2 separate regions of the Mus musculus genome follow, and region 1 is linked to region 2. A link is a loop called in an ENCODE intact Hi-C map of the cell type or tissue named here. Cell type or tissue: heart. All regions are shown on one strand. Links, peaks and the distances in the headings refer to the core of each region. The heading gives the core; the rest is flanking DNA. Region 1 overlaps Gucy1b2 (guanylate cyclase 1, soluble, beta 2). Region 2 overlaps Gm46457 (a long non-coding RNA gene).

The links. Hi-C counts contacts between places; a loop is a spot of excess contacts. Peaks named below come from ENCODE experiments on the same cell type or tissue, not always from the same donor. Only the 100,000 strongest peaks of a DNase experiment are listed, where the experiment ranks them.
Region 1: a loop joins it to region 2, with 2.0 times the contacts of the local background. A loop is called at or near these places in 2 of 42 quality-filtered maps.

The regions. Positions count from the first base shown.
Region 1 is chr14:62,447,453-62,455,401 of GRCm38, reverse strand. Gucy1b2 (guanylate cyclase 1, soluble, beta 2) reads left to right here. Exons shown (of 17, transcript NM_172810.3): 2 at 1,949-2,071; 3 at 7,134-7,207. Among named protein-coding and RNA genes, the nearest start is that of Gucy1b2, 4.9 kb to the left of the region's middle. In heart, for the core only: no CTCF peak of the experiment used is centred there; a DNase peak (open chromatin) is centred at 4,531; H3K27me3 peaks cover 373 bases.
Region 2 is chr14:62,385,980-62,393,928 of GRCm38, reverse strand. It overlaps Gm46457 (a long non-coding RNA gene), which reads right to left. Exons shown (of 3, transcript XR_001781281.2): 3 at 1,318-1,474. It overlaps Gucy1b2 (guanylate cyclase 1, soluble, beta 2), which reads left to right. Exons shown (of 17, transcript NM_172810.3): 17 at 963-1,259. The coding sequence ends at 1,108. Among named protein-coding and RNA genes, the nearest start is that of Gm46457, 11 kb to the right of the region's middle. In heart, for the core only: no CTCF peak of the experiment used is centred there; a DNase peak (open chromatin) is centred at 4,328.

The DNA of each region.
Region 1 (7,949 bases), core at 1,862-6,861, 61 kb before region 2:
GCCATATGGTACTTAACATCAGAATGAAAATGAGCTCGTGCTTCTTATGTGAGATGCTAAAATTTATTAGAAAATCAGAAAGCCTAATTTCCACCAAGTTCCTGAGACCTACCATCTGCTTCATGAAAAAGAAAGAGGGAGTTGGTTTTTTTTTTAACCATTTGCTTATTGTGAAGTGTGAGCATGAGTGTTTGTGTGTGTTTGTAAAAGCGGGGAGGGGGCTGAGGGCTGTAAGAGGGGGGGATCAGAGCAAGTACACTTGGCAGGGCCGAAAGAGCTGTCAGCTGAATGTGGTGGGAAGGTTTGGGAAGCATAATTATGGAAATCATCTATCTTGGAGACATTTTCTCAGGACCACACGTCCTCTCCACAGAGAATCAGCACAGAGTCTTCTAGCTTTTGCAAGTACACAAAATCACTCTTCTGGAGTGAAGAGGCAGCTTCCCTCAGTCCTGGTGTCTCTGAGGGTCTGGCCTCTCCAGAGCATAGCTGGAGCCAGCCAGTGAAGACAGGAACAAACACACTGGAAAAAGTCAAGGACAGAGATGCCAGGAAAGCTTTTCTCAGGCGAGCTGCAGCTGGGTGGGAGAGGGCTGAGAGGAGGCTGGAGCTCCTGAGACACGTGGCCAGGTACCTTCAGAGGTATGTCTGGGCACTGATTTCAGTGAACCATCTCAGCCTCCTGCGTAGTCAAGTTTGGGAGATGCTGTCTTAACTGTGAGTCAGATTTTAGGGTGCTGTGGCCCTCGTGTGGTCTGGGAACCCTCTTCCTTTGGTTTGTGACATTTATTTATTGGTCATCTTGCCTTCGCACCACAGATGCCAGGTCACTGGAACAGCCTCGGAGGGATACTCAGGGGATCTGGTTAGTGGCTGGGTTTCTCATCTGTGACTCCAAGTAATACTCAGGAAGTAGACTTCAGGCAACAGTTTACCTGGGCCTTCAACATAGCAGTGACTCAGTGGAAGAATAAAGTTTTCAGGCCCCAGTGGACTCCACATGATAGCATGACAGTGCCAAGTGCTGGTTGAGGCAGGCATTCCTTGGATGACATCCAAAGTGGTTTAATTAGAAGCCTCCCAGTAGACAGCACCCTGTAAGAGACAGCCTTCCTGAGGGGTATACTTGAAGCCAAGTTCAGGCTTCTGGGAACGTGCTCATGACTTTCAGAAACAGCCCTGCTGGACTCAGTCCCTCGTGTGCTCAGGCCTCGTAGTTCCTGAGAAATGGCTTTGTCAAACAGCAGGCAGGAATTTCTGCATCTCAGAAAGAACCAAGCATGCCTTTGATCCCAGCATCCTGGAGGCAGAGACAGGTGGATCTCTGTGAGATTAAGAACAGCCTGGTCTACAGAGTGAGCTCCAGGATAGCCACAGCTATTTAAAGACTCTGTCTCAAAGGAAAGGAAAGGAAAGGAAAGGAAAGGAAAGGAAAGGAAAGGAAAGGAAAGGAAAGGAAAGGAAAGGAAAGGAAAGGAAAAGAGAGGGAGAGGGAGAGGGAGAGGGAGAGGGAGAGGGAGAGGGAGAGGGAGAGGGAGAGGGAGAGGGAGAGGGAGAGGGAGAGGGAAAGAGAGAGTTGAGACCAGAGACCCTCTGCAGATGAAAGGGCATGCACAACAGAATCAGTAGAAAGAGTCACCATTGTCTTGAGGGTCTGGCAGGACTGGGACACTCATCCTACAAGACTCCCAACTTCACACCTTCACACACACACAGATGACAAAGTATGGCCAGCCCCCTCGAGCTCTGCTGGTCTCTGCTCCCTGGAGTACAGCTTCCGCAGAAACAGCATGGCACAGTTATTATGTTGACACCTCAAGGGCATAGTTTGGGCTTCACACTCAACTCCTGAGAGAGCTTAGCGGTGGTGATATGCGCCCCTGGGGTGCTGTGTGGCAATCCTGCTTGTTCCCAACAGTGACAGCCCAGATTTTATCTCCCTGGGCAGGGCTCAGCAGAAGGCCGAGGTCAGTTCCTAGCTTCACTGCAGAGCACCTCAACTGCCTTCCAGAGATTCGGTAAGACGCCGGGTGTGCAGCTCCGGCCTGGAGACACGACGCTGGACACCATGGTAAGCAGCTGCCAGTGGCTTTTGTTCTGCTGAGACAGAGTTCCCCTGACCCCAGGTCTAGGTAACATTATTCAAGATCTTGACAAAAATGACCCAAACGTAGGACAACTCTAGACAGTTTGTAAAGGTCTAGATGTGGCATTTCAAAAGAAAAGTGATCTCAGCTTCAAGTTAAAAGTCGAGTAAGTTTTATGAACCATAAACACTATCTACTTTCCTAAGTCCATTGTCTTTCGAGGTCAGCCTGCCAACTTGGCTCTTCTCTTTGCTCACTGGATTGCCTCACTTTCTGACTTCTTCATGTCCACCTATCCTGGATATCTTGTTATAACTAGAAATGTCAATTTGAGGTGCAATTCTTTTTTCTAGAAGAATCCTAAAGAAATAGGAAATCACCATTGGATCACACAGTAGCAGCTGCCACAAGCCAGGACAGGAAGAGGGGCAGATTTTTTTTTTTTTAACAGAAATGGGACATTTGCATCATCTCTAATTACCTTTAGCAAATAGTAAGTACTGAGGAAGCTGTGGTAGGGCTTAGCATAGAGGATCCTAGCAGGTGCTACTGTAGCTTAGTGCGCTGCGTGCAGCGCGTTAGCCATCCCATGGTACACCGGCACAGGGTGGACAATGGAAGGTGATGGGGAGACAGGAGTGAATGCAAGAAGGGATCCTGAATAGCTCAAAGGATGTTAGCAAAGCAAGCACACAAGAGACAATGAAAGGATGGCCTTTAGCTCCCTGGGTTAGCTAACACTGACAGCACCGTGAGAGTAGAACACCTCAACTCTGAGAGATGCTCCAGTTATGCAGGATGTCATCAAGTGGAGCTGGGTGGGGGCACCCAGGAGGGTTGATTAGCATCCTCATAACCCTGCTGAAAGTTCAAAATTCTGCAACTCGTTTAGAATATAGCAAGATATATAAATGTGTGTGTGTGTGTGTGTGTGTGTGTGTGTGTGTGTGTGTGTGACATGTAATATAGTTTAAAAAAATCAAGAGTTGGTGGGTTGGCCTGGGGTCAGCAGTGTGTAAACGGGAAGGCTGTGTTTGGAATAAGTCACTGCCTTGCTGCTAACAGGGTTTTAACGTTGCTTCTCTTACAGTTTTATTCTGAAGTATAATTATCTGGTTTTTATTGAAAACCTTTTTAAAAGAACACTACTATATTAGGCCAGGAAATAAAGGCACCAGGGCTGAGAAACAACTCAGCGTAGGGCTTGCCTAGCACACACACAAACCCCGAGCTTTGATACCCACTACTTCATAAAGAAGGTCTAGACCTCTAATAGAAGCACACAGAAGGCAGGGAGAGGGTCAGAAGTTTAAGGCCAACCTATGCTATAAGTTCAAGGCCAGCCTGAAGTACTATGTAAAATTCCACATCAAAAATACAAATAAAAAAGAAAATTTTTTATAGAAAATTCATACAATACATTCTGATCTTTCTCCTCCCTCATCTCTTCCCAGATCCTTTTTTGGGGGGAGGGGGGCTGTTATATTTTATTTTATTTTGTAATTCTTTTTAAAATTAGATATTTTGTTCATTTACATTTCAAATGCTATCCTGAAAGTCCTCTAACCCCCCACCCCCACCCCCACCCCCCGCCGCCCTGCTCAACAACACACCCACTCCCACTTCCCGGCTCTGGCATTCCCCTGTACTGGGGCATACCAAGGGCCTTTCCTCCCAGTGATGGCCGACTAGGTCATCCTCTGCTACATATGCAGCTAGAGACACAGTTCTGGGGGTTACTGGTTAGTTCATATTGTTGATCCTCCTATAGGGTTGCCGACCCCTTCAGCTCCTTGGGTACTTTCTCTTGCTCCTCCATTGGGGGCCTTGTGTTCCAATAGATGACTGTGAGCATCCACTTCTGTATTTGCCAGGCACTGGCATAGCCTCATACGAGACAGCTATATCAGGGTCCTGTCAGCAAAATCTTGTTGGCACATGTAAGAGTGTCTTCCCAGATCCTTTTACCTCCCCCATCCAACTCCATATCCTTCCTTCTTGCTCTTCAGAAAACAAACAGGCAAATAAAACAAACCAAATAGAATTAAGAAAGGAAGAAAGGCACAAGAAACACACACACACACAGACACACATATACACACACATACACACCCATAACACACACATATACACACACCCTTACACATACACACACACATACACACACATCCAAATCTATAAAAACACAAAATCAGAAACCATAATATAAAAACAAAAGACAAGAAAGATTAAAAATGCTCAAACAAAACAATAGGAGACAAACCAAAACCAAACCAACCAACCAAACCTTGAGCTTCTAGTCCTGCTGCCTCCAGAGTGCTGGGATGGCAGGCACGGACCATCATGCCCAGTTCCTGTGGGGTTGGAGATCACCCCAGCTCTCATGCTTGGCAAGACCTACACAGAGTGGCTATGTTTCCAGCCCTCTGGTAGACATGACTCTTGGCATGAGCAACTGTCATGTGCTTCTATCCTATCATGTCCTTGAGCTCCAGGAGGAAGGATCATTCTGATCCCCATTGTGAGATTTTGAGAGGTGCCAATGTCAAACAGCACCAACTTTGGCTTAGCAATCAGCCTTGCAGGGGTGACTCCAGAACTACTAACATACAACCCAACAACAGCCCCTCCTCCCAAATGCTATCATGATACCAAATGCTATCATCTCCACCTTAGTTCATGGAGCAGACTGGGTTCATAGAAGTTAGACAATTCACCCTAAAACACCCAGGGAACCTTTTCCTCTAGGCTCCATGATTCTCCCAGCCTCATTGAAGCTGAATTTCAGGATGGAGCATGTACCCCAGTCAGCAGAAGGAAGGCACAGACAGCAGGAGAAGGATTTAGTTAGCCCTCACCATTTTCAGACACTTCAACACTTATTTCAAACACAAGCCTTTCTCTGTGTGCCTCAGGTAGGACCTGAGTATGTTCTGAAAGACTGAGATGGCCCAAGCCAGTGGGAAGCCCTGCTGACTTGATGATCTGACTGGATAGCCATCCTGGAAGCACAACTTCAGAGATCAATGCTAAGGCTGGCCAGTGACTCTTGCCTATTTCCACATAGTCCTTGAATGTCCATAATGGGATGACGAGGATGTCCCCTGCAGATTGGAGAGCAGGGGCCCCTGCAGCCCTAGGCACACTCTCTGCAGCAGTCTGTCAACTGCCTTATGCTTTCCCCGGCAGCAACATCTGTCTGCAGTGAAGGAGAACGTACTCCTTTTATCTTTATCCCTTCTCAAAAGCTGTGTGGTGCTGAGCTAGAACTCTGAGGGTTTGTACAGATGAGGTCAGCCAGCACTCCCTCCTGAGCCTTGGCTGGAGCTGAGAACATGACCACAAGCCTCAGAGGCTGTGTGGGATTCTCTATGACCTATGGGCTTGGGAACCTCAGGAACTAGTTATGTACGTAAACCCCAGACACTGCTGACCATCAAAGACAAAAAGCTGAGCCACTTGCCTTACTGACCAAATGTAAGGTGTACTACCCAGTGCTTAAAACCCAGAAAAGATGATGGGGCTACAGTCCAGCAGCGACTGAACTCCCCTGAGCCTCAGTTTTCCTTGCTGTGCACTGGTAGGTGTCTATGGTCATTTGGATGCAGACGGTGGGTTCAATGCTCTTATCTGACCTTGCACCCATTTGTAAAGATGGATAGTTATGGCCTTTGTTAAGATGGATTGATTTGGAGTACCTGCGGGCTTTTAAGGATTTCCAGGAGTTCAGACTTGAGGCTTCAGTTAGGTGCTCATTTGTTTAGTGTCTTTATTAAGTACCTGCTGTGTGCCAGGTTCTATTGTGGGACTTTAATCAAAATTTAGGGAAGTGATTCATGCATTGTCACCGTATGGAGCTTAGGATTTAGTCAAGGAAGAAGAGGGACCACTGCCTGTTGCAGGAGCCTTCATGGGGTCAGGCATGGAGGGGAGCCAAGGTTGGAGGAGTGTACACAGAAGTGAAGCTTGCATTTTATGTGTATGAGTGATTGGTGTCACACTAGAAAAAGGGCACATCTAGGGGTTGGAGGACAGGAAGGGGAGAGCATGGCACTGTTGTGGGAACTGGAACTACAGTTCCAGGATACAGCCTGCCAGTGTGGCCCTCTGTGCTGTGTTTTCTCTTTCTGTCATGGGCTTGGGAAGCTGGTTCAGTTGACAAACTGCTGGTTACAGGAAGCATAAGATCCTGGGTTCAGCTATCCAGCACCTGTGTAAAAACCTGATGGATATGGGTTGGGGTGGGGAGACCTGTAATTTTAGCACTTGGAGGTAGAGTCAGGACAATCTCTAGAGTTTGCTGGCCAGCTAGGCTAGTCAACCAATGAGCTCCAAGTTCAGTGAGAGAACCCTGTCTGAAAACATAGGTGGAAAAGTAAGGAAGACACCATACCACTCAACTTTGACCTCTGATCTACACACACACACACACACACACACACACACACACATGGAGAGAGAGAGAAACAGAGAGAGACAGAGAGATAGAGACAAACAGAGAGACAGAGACAGAAATATACACAGTGCCCACACATACATCTCACACACACATACACACACACACACACACACACACACACACACATACACACCCCTATGGTGAGGACTCTGATGGTGCACTACATACAGCACTTGAGAAATAAAGGCAGGAGAACCAGGAATCCAAGGTCATCCTTGCCTTCATAAAAGTTTGAGGCCAGGCTGGATTAGAGGAAACCCTGCCTCAAAAACCTAAAACAAGAAAGACCTGTCATGAAGTGTGTGCCCTCAGGTTCCCAGTGTCTGATATAATGATTCAACCCCCTCATTTAACCAACAATCCCCCATTGAGAGTAGGATCCCAGGGATCTGGAAGCCATTGGGACTCCAGCTCACAGGATCTCTGTGTGCATGCGATATGCAGCTGAAGTCAGCTCAGCTTTCTTTCCACCACGAAAGGATGGTAGCTACTCAGAGTATAGAGAACCCCAGAACAAAAAACAAACCTCGGTCAGGTCTAGAGTGGCATTCTTCATTTTCCAAATTCTTTCTCCTTTTGTGCTCTAGTACGGATTTATCAACACCTGTCTGCAGTCTCTTGTGACAGAGAAATTTGGAGAGGAGACGTGGGAAAAGCTAAAGTAAGTACCCTGTTGTTGTTGTTGTTGCTGCTGCTGTTGTCGTTATTGTTTTCCTTTTCCTTTGTTTTGAATAGTTCTAGTGTTTTACTGACTTCTTGACTGAGACAGCTGAATGGATAATGATACTACTTTAGTAGTCAGTGAGGTTTAGTGACTAAGACATCAACTGTAAATACCTTAAACACACTAGCTAGACACAGAGAAGACTCCTTAACCCCTATCTGGGTTCTATACATCTGTATATGTGCATATATAAAGTGTATGGGTGCTGTGTGTTTGTGTGCATGCGGAGGCCAGAGGTCACCATCAGAGACCCTCCTCAGTCAATCTCCACCATCTTGTTTGAGGCAGGGTCTCTCACTGAACCTGGAGCTCACTGGTTTGGCTTGACTAGCTGGCCAGCAAGTTCTAAGGATCTACCTGCCTCTGTCTTGCACCATCCCAGGCTGGAGTGACAGACATGGACTGCCATACCCTGTGGGAATTAGGGACTCAAATTTAGGTCCTCGTGCTCGTGTGACATGTGCTTTACTGGCTGAGTCATTTTCTCAGTCCCTCATATCTTCTCTATCTCTAAAATAAGCCTAAAAACAGGGACCCCAAGTGTTACTAAGAAGTCACATGATTCCAGGATGTATTTAATGAATGAACTTCCATTTGTGCTCTCTCTCTCTCTCTCTCTCTCTCTCTCTCTCTCTCTCTCTCTCTCTCTCCTCTTTCCCCTTCCTCTCCTAACAGTAGG
Region 2 (7,949 bases), core at 1,404-6,403:
GGTTCTGCCACCCAGGAGATCACCTGCTTTGCTCCATCTTCACCTCTTCTGTGTCTGAGGACACAAGACTGGAGACTGGCCCAGAAGCCCCGGATTTCTGAGTCACCTCCCATATTCATGAAGTATTTTATCAAATAGGGCCTTTCACAGTCTGAAGCTGCCTAACGCTCTTCAGCTCTTAAAACGAAACTGATCCTGATGCGGATTTGTGGAGCAGCCTGAGGTGTGAACAGCCCCCATCCCACACCGTCGAAACCTACTGATGTGGGGAGAGCAGATTTGATTGATTGCTTTCTGGGATGCTAGATGCACTCAAGCCTCAGTCCAACACACATGGGACCAAATCTAAGATGCTGCAGGGTGGGCAGGCAGCAGAGCTGGGGACAGCCTCTGTCATCCCGCCTCCTGTAGCCACAGCTCTCTAATCCCACTCTCTCCTCTCCCAAACCACATCCCAGAGGCATCCCAGTCCCAGCCTGCTCTCTGGCCTCCCGCAGGTAGACACATTGGCTGTTGGAGTTTTTTTCTCCTCATGGGACCCTGTGTTAATAGCTTGATATAAATCATCAATCCAATTACTAGTTTCTCCCATTTTACAGATTAGGAGCACAAGACTCAGGGAGTAAGTAACTTAGCAGTCAAGGACAAGCAGTGCCACATACCCAGTACATGGTACCAGATCTGAACCTCATCCCCCATGGCCTTGCTGTTTGGGGCACAGGGACAGTTGTAGACCAGCAAGGTCATGTGAATTTGTTCAGCAGTACAGGCGTGTGACATGGTAGCTCAGCTCAGTAGAACAAATGGTAGAGAAGGGTGGGGCTTGTGGAGGTACACTTAGCTGTAAAGACTTTATTATACAGAGCGGTCAGATTGTGTTCCTGGGGCCTAGCTCCAGTGGCGTCCCCTTGCAGGGGAGCCAGCTGGAGTCCTTAGTCACTGACACTTCTGTCTTCTTTTAGCTTCTGATGAAGTCACACTTGCTGGGAGTCCAGTGGCAGGGCGAGACGACACAGATGCAGTCAATAGCCAGTCATCACCAGATGAGACCAAGACAAGTGCCTTTGCCAGTGACCCTGTGTTGTCTGCCTTCTGTGCTGTGTTGTGATCAAGGGAGAAAATGAAGCCCTGGGATCCATTTCCTATATTCATGGCAGGAAAGAACATTGACTTGTAAAAAAATGCAGAAGTTCAAAATGTGGTCCTTTCCATATCTTCCTCAGGACCCCTTTGAGAATAAATAATTAGGAATGAAACACAAGCCTGGAGGTTTGGAAAATGCTTTGCAGTGATGGTTCATGGCCAATCTTCAGCTGACTTGGGCTGTGTTTGTTCTAGATGTCGGCTTTGCCGGTGGGTCTGTTTCTGTTTGCTTGCTCTCAGCTCCACCACTTCCCAACCCTTGCCTCTGGAGAGGTGCCCTGGGTCCACTTTCACAGGACACCCTGACTTTGGGCTCCAGTGTGCCGTTTAACTGGTAGTGGGAGGAGAGAGAAGGAGGGGTTAGAGACCCAGACCCTGTGGTTTATGGTACCCCTATGACAGCTGTGCTGTGGAAGGCACTGGGCCAGCAGCGTGAAATGTAGCCATTTTCCCTTCCCAGTCCTGGGAATTCTGGAAAGCAACAGAACGAAAGCCACATTTCCCAGGAGATCTTTTTCTGAAAAGTAAAATGAAAAGAAAAACAAACAAACAAACAAAACAAAACAAACTGAAAACAGCCAAAGGGCAGATTTGGGAAAGAATAGAGCCAAGGCCAAGTCCTGCCCAACACCCAGGTCCTGGACGTGGCGGGGGACATGTGCAGTTGTGCTCAGGTCTTGACTTTGTGTGTCTCCCCCTATCACTTCCCACTTCATGTTCTGAGGCAAGATCTCTCACTGAATCTGGAGTTTGCTGGTTTGGCTACACTGGTCAGGTACCCCTTCCAGCATCCACCTGTCTCAGCTCCCAAACTGGAGTTACAGGCGTCCTGATTTCACATGGTCCCTATACCCACAACAAGAATTTTACCCACACTAAGTCTCTCCCCCAGTCCAACTTAACAGGCTTTGTGAGAATTCCATGAAGTTAAGATGACAACAGTGCTCATGGTAGCAGTGGTTGGTAACACTATGTATGCATCAACTGCGCACCAGGCACTGGCCCTGCATGCAGATGTTGCTTGCACCCTAATTACTAGAGATAACCCTGTTTGACAGCCCATCTAGATTCATCTTGATGGACCAGGAAATGGGAGCACGGCAGAGTTAACAGTCTGAGTCCGTACTGCTGGGAAACAGCCTGACTCTTGGTTACACCAGAGAGAGAGAGAGAGAGAGGGAGAGAGAGGGAGAGAGAAGGAGAGAGAGAGAAAGAGAGAGAGGGCAGTTTGGAGGAGTGGACCCAGGAGACATACAGAGTCACGTTGGAATCCCCACTCTATGTTGGAAGTGCCATCAAGTCAACAATGTTAGGGATAATCAGATAACCTGCCTTTTGGGGCATTTAAAAACTGATCCTAAGCCGGGCGTGGTGGCGCATGCCTTTAATCCTAGCACTTGGGAGGCAGAGGCAGGCAGATTTCTGAGTTCGAGGCCAGCCTGGTCTACAGAGTGAGTTCCAGGACAGCCAGGGCTACACAGAGAAACCCTGTCTCGAAAAACAAAACAAAACAAAACAAACAAACAAACAAACAAACAAAAACCTGATCCTAAGTGTGGCATCTCCCTGTTTAAGTGAGGGGAAGGAAAGACAGCAGAATTCATAGCTCATTGCTGTCTCCATCTACTTTCCTTTGAAACTCTCTAGCCATGTCTTGAGTGAAAGCCCTAGCTAGAACGACCACTCTGAGGACGTGGCATTACCTGGGAGACCAAGACCAAATTGGTCATTTGGTGGGAAGCCTTTTCAGTTAAGTTTGGAAGGAGAAACACCAGAGCCCGGGATCTTGGATTATTTTGTTGCAAGCTTGTTTGGCTGGGGTCACAGTACAATATGCTACTTCATTGAACATTATATTTAGAACTGTCAGAATTGTGCGACAGGTACCATAGTCCAGGCCAAAAACAAGGACAATTTTTGTTCCACATTTATTTTGATTTAAATAATCATTTCCAGCTGTAAAAGAAAGACAATCCTGTGATAGGTACCACCCTGCAGCTGACATTTATTCTATTAAACACTGCTACAGACAATCTCCTGGTATTCGGAAGTGTTTGTTACTTTTCTATTGCTATGTTACTTATGCTACTTCTGTTACTTCTATGAGGCAACTCATAGAAGGAAGGTTTTATTTGTGCTTACAGTTCCAGAGAGCTCAGAGTCCATCACAGTGGGGAAGGTTGACCATTCTCATCCAAACCACCACACTTGGGAAGTTTGGCGAGCTGCTAAAGTGCTTGCTCACAGGGCCTCTAAAACCTCAAAATGCACCTTCACTTGTTCTGGAATCTTCTGTGAATTGAGGCCCTTGGACCCAAGTTAGATGTATTAACTCCTACTGGATCGATTAGCTCATAGAACATCTATGCCCTGGCACACACCATCTGGTGGTCTGTCTCATGGCCAGCAGCAGACCTGGGCTGCCACTCAAATACGAGGCTTGCTCATGAGCAGTGAACACTTGGCTTGGTGGTGACTGTCGGTAGAGCCCTTTTCAGAGTAGAGCATTCCAGGGAACTGCCCTCTACAACTACAGCTTTGCAGGCTCAGTTTACCCCATAACCCTGCCTTGCTCCTGCCCCTCCCCCTCCCTTGCCTCTGCCCCACCTAGCTTCTTCCATTTCAGGGCACCTGGCCCAGGCACGGTCTATCCAGATGGTGGCAGATGGCTGGTCCTCAGACCAATGACTGGCAGACTCATTGGCGTCTAGCCATGGAGGGAGGCGACAGTTTCTAAATAAGTTGAGAAGAGGCCACTGCTTTCTTTACCTTGGGAGCACAGACCTCAAGCCCAAGCTTGTAAAAGCCAGGACCCCAAGGTCCTGAATACCATGGCAATCCTGGATGCTGGAGGCAATGCTTCTGGGCGCTGAGGAGGAGGGGTGTCTACAGCTTTCTCTTTCAGTGGCTCTCTTCTTCCTTAGCTGATGCTTCCCGACACTTCCCTCAGTCTTGGTATCTTAGCCCTCTCCTAGGCTAAGACTTTTTCATTCATCACAGATGCCTGGCTTCCCCGCCCCCCCACCCCCCAATCCCTTCTTAGTCTTTCTTTCACTTTCAAGTTTTCATTGGCTCACAGTTGTGTGAGAAAGAAAGAGTGAGTGATTCACTGGGTTGCCTGGCTGAGGGGTGAGATCACTGCTGCCCCTGCAGAGAGTGGGTGCTGTGTGCTAGCCTGGAGACTGAAGAAAGCAAGCGGAGGACCGCTCTCCCCAGAAGACCATCTGGCTGAGACAGCCGAATGCTAATCTGTAGCTTTCATTTCCTTTATTCCTCTTGGTTTGTTCTCTTCATCTGCAGCTGTACATTCAGACCCAGCCCCTGTGAAGGCAAGCGCTCATTTGGGGAGCATGTTTATTTGCCCCCCCACCCCCCATGCTTCTTCTAGGTGTCGGGAAGCCATTGTTATCAATGGTGGGTTCTATGTGGCTTTAATGTCAGTGCTGCACTTTCAGATGGAAATCAGGCAATTATGTGCCACATAGAGAAACCTGACAGATGCAGAGGTTTTACACAGCTGGCCCTGTCTGTGGGACAAAGGCACCTGGTGCTCCCCCGAGGGATCATTACATAAGTAGAATATGTTTTGAGAGCACAGAAAAACTCAAGAATAATTAACTGTGGGGTGAGCATTCATAGACTCTGGGGCTGTGTTAACTTCAAAATGTGATAATGATATGTCAACCAACTGGCTGAATCATTCTTTAAAGGTGGCTTGAGAGACTCTGTCTCCCAAAGAGAAACTGCTCTGAGTTTCTGCATGGTGCAGTCCGAAAATTTTCAGAGGATTCTGAATTCTTTCCCCTCAGGGGTTCAACTTGATGTGAGGTGAGGAGGAAATGACAGCAGTTCCATGTCTGCATTCAGTGGGGTCTAATGATGGCACTCTCTTAGATCTTAGTGGCCTATCTAAGCCATCAGCATCTACCCAGGAACTTGGGTTCACATATATAGCAGGACCATTGTGGTACCCAGCTGAAGTCCTTTGAGCATTACACAGGTATGGTTTTTAGCCACACTGCGCAGACAGGAAACTGAGGTACAGACCTAGGACTTGGCCTTCAGACCCACCCTACCCCAACTCTGATCTTAGCTCTCAGCCATTGGCTAGAGCCGTCTCTGTGTTGGAAGCAGAGACTGTACTCCTGACACAGCAGCTCCAGTCAGATATGTGCTGTCAAGAACAGAACAGGAGAGACCTAAAGAAAAGTTACAGTGTGATTTTTCACTGGAGACGTCCAGCTATTAAAAGAGACTGAAACATGAAGTCCCAGCTTTAAGTGTTCCAGCATACATTTATAGTTTACCACAGGCTACGGTGTCCCCAGGTCTAGTCAGGGCTCCTGTTGGCTGTGGAGCAAATACTTAGAGGTTTTTTGACCCTTTGACTCCAGCAGACCCTGGAGTCTCCCCCAGATCCCTGAGCTGTGGTTTTAGATTATGCACAGCTGTGGCAGTTTAGAACAGAAAAATATAGGGGATTCTGTAACTCTCAGAAAAAATGATTCTAAAAATACAATATTTGTATTTATCCTTTGAGAATTTCATACATGTATAAAATATGTCTTGGTCATATTCACCCCCCACTCTATCCCAAAAGTAATTTTTAAACTCAGCATATGATAAACAAATTAAGCAGGTTTACGCAGGGCTCTTACTCCCTTTGCAAAGCTACAAATGCCAATTTTGAAAGACTGTGAAGCCCTGTTTTAGAGACATTGTATAAATCTACCAAAACTGGACACATTAGGAACAAAACAGATTTGCAAGTGGTAAATAAACAGTATGCAGTCATAATCTCCCCGTCCTCATGTGTTTTCCTCTGTGCTAAGTAGAGAGACAGTGGAGGCCATTCAGAGCCTCACCATTGTCAGTGTCATTAGTGATGGGAAGCTGGACACTGCACGTGTACCTTTCCCATCTCGACTGAATGTGCCCATCTCAAGGCATTATTGTACGATGCCAGCATCACCTGTTTTAAAATATTCTTAGTGTCTTACTAGGCCTCAGGGATGATGCCCCTATATACTATAACTTGTTGGGCTCTCATTTGGGCAGGTATGTTGGTAAGACTTTATGGGTGTGGCTTCTTATGTTACTAGGAAACACAGTCTCACAGAAAACTCCCTGTTCCTCTGGCTCTTACAGTCTTTCCACCCCAGCTTCTGCAGTGTTCCCTGAGCTGTAGGTGGGGAGTGTTTTATAGATGCATCCTTTGCGATTTGGCTCCAGAATTCTGATTTATGGGGTTTTTTAGTGGGCTCCATCTGTTGCAAAGAGAAATGTCCCTGATAAGGAGTATAGCAACACTAACTTACCTGTAAGTATACATATGTCTATAGATTGTTGTTTTGAATCATGCTGGTTTAGTAAATTAGTGGTTGTAGAGTTTCCTCCAAGAACCAAGATTTCGCTAGCACTGAGTAGTTAGCTAGGTTACCACTACCAGGCATGGCTTCCCTCCTGTTGAGTGGGTCTTAAATCCAACTTAGAGAGTTGTTGGTTACAACCAAGGTGTGTGTGCCACTACTGTATCCTTAGGGCTATTATTGTGGCATTCTAGCTGGTTTTTTTGTGTTCCTTCCACCTTCTTCTGATTTACCTCCCAGCCTAGCTCCAGGTGGAGAATGACTCATTAGAGCACCCAACACCCTCCTCTGGCCTATGGCCCCACACACATGTACATCGACCACACATCCACATGTGTAACATCCCCTTCCACACACCCAACACACAAAGTCTAACCATCTAGAAGTACAAGGTTAGAGAACTCATGGTGAGAGACCCCTAGCCAGTTTCTAGCTACTTTTGTAGTGGGGCCAACATGAAATACTCAGAAACAAAGGGGGAGAGCCTCCAGAGGACTCTAGCCCAGCCAACATGGTTATAACCACACATAAATTCTACCTGGGAACTCCCAGCTAAGCCTAATCAGCCTACAGAGCGAGAAGAGAATTATGCACTGTGGTTCTAGCCACTGAATTTAAGGTAGCAAATGATATAATTTAGACAACTTGAAGACATTTTTCTGACACATCAGGATTTAGCTCCTCATTAATGAACTCTGTAGACTGCAGTCTTGCATAATAACTTCAAGCAGTTTATATGAATAAACTTTTGCCACTACATACTGTGATGGGTCAATAGATCCCTGGAACTGGGATCACTATGAGAGGAAAAATACATTATGACTTGGAATTATTTTTTTCCTCTGTTCAAGCCATCCACTTCCTTGTATGTTATGTGTTTATTTTATTAGGGTTACTATTAGGGTTATTATGAAGGTTGGTGACTTAGGTCAGCAGGTAAAGGCCCTGGGTGTCAAGTCTGATAACCTGAGTTTGATTTCCAGGGCCAACATAGTAGAAGGGGGGAACCAGTTTCCAAAAGTCCTCTGTGTCCACACACGAGCGCGCGCACGCAAACACACACTGAAACTGAAAATCAAACTAAAACATAAAACCAGGAAGAAAAATATCCCCAACCTTCAAAAAAAAAAAAAAAAAAAAAAAACCACACACACACACACACACACACACAAACAAAACCAACCAACCAAACTAGACACACAAAAATATGGAGTCCATTTTGTATGGACATGGGACCTTCTCTAGAATGTGGTTGGTATTCAATGACACTCTGCAGAAGAAAATTGATTTTCTCTTTCAGTGGACGCCAGTGGATATCAACACCATGCTCTTAAACTTTGTAACCAAAATAGTGAATTTCACTACCTGGGATTGCAAAGATAATTTTAGTCATTCTTGTTTTAAACTTTTTCCCTGAAGATTCATCCTTATTTTCTC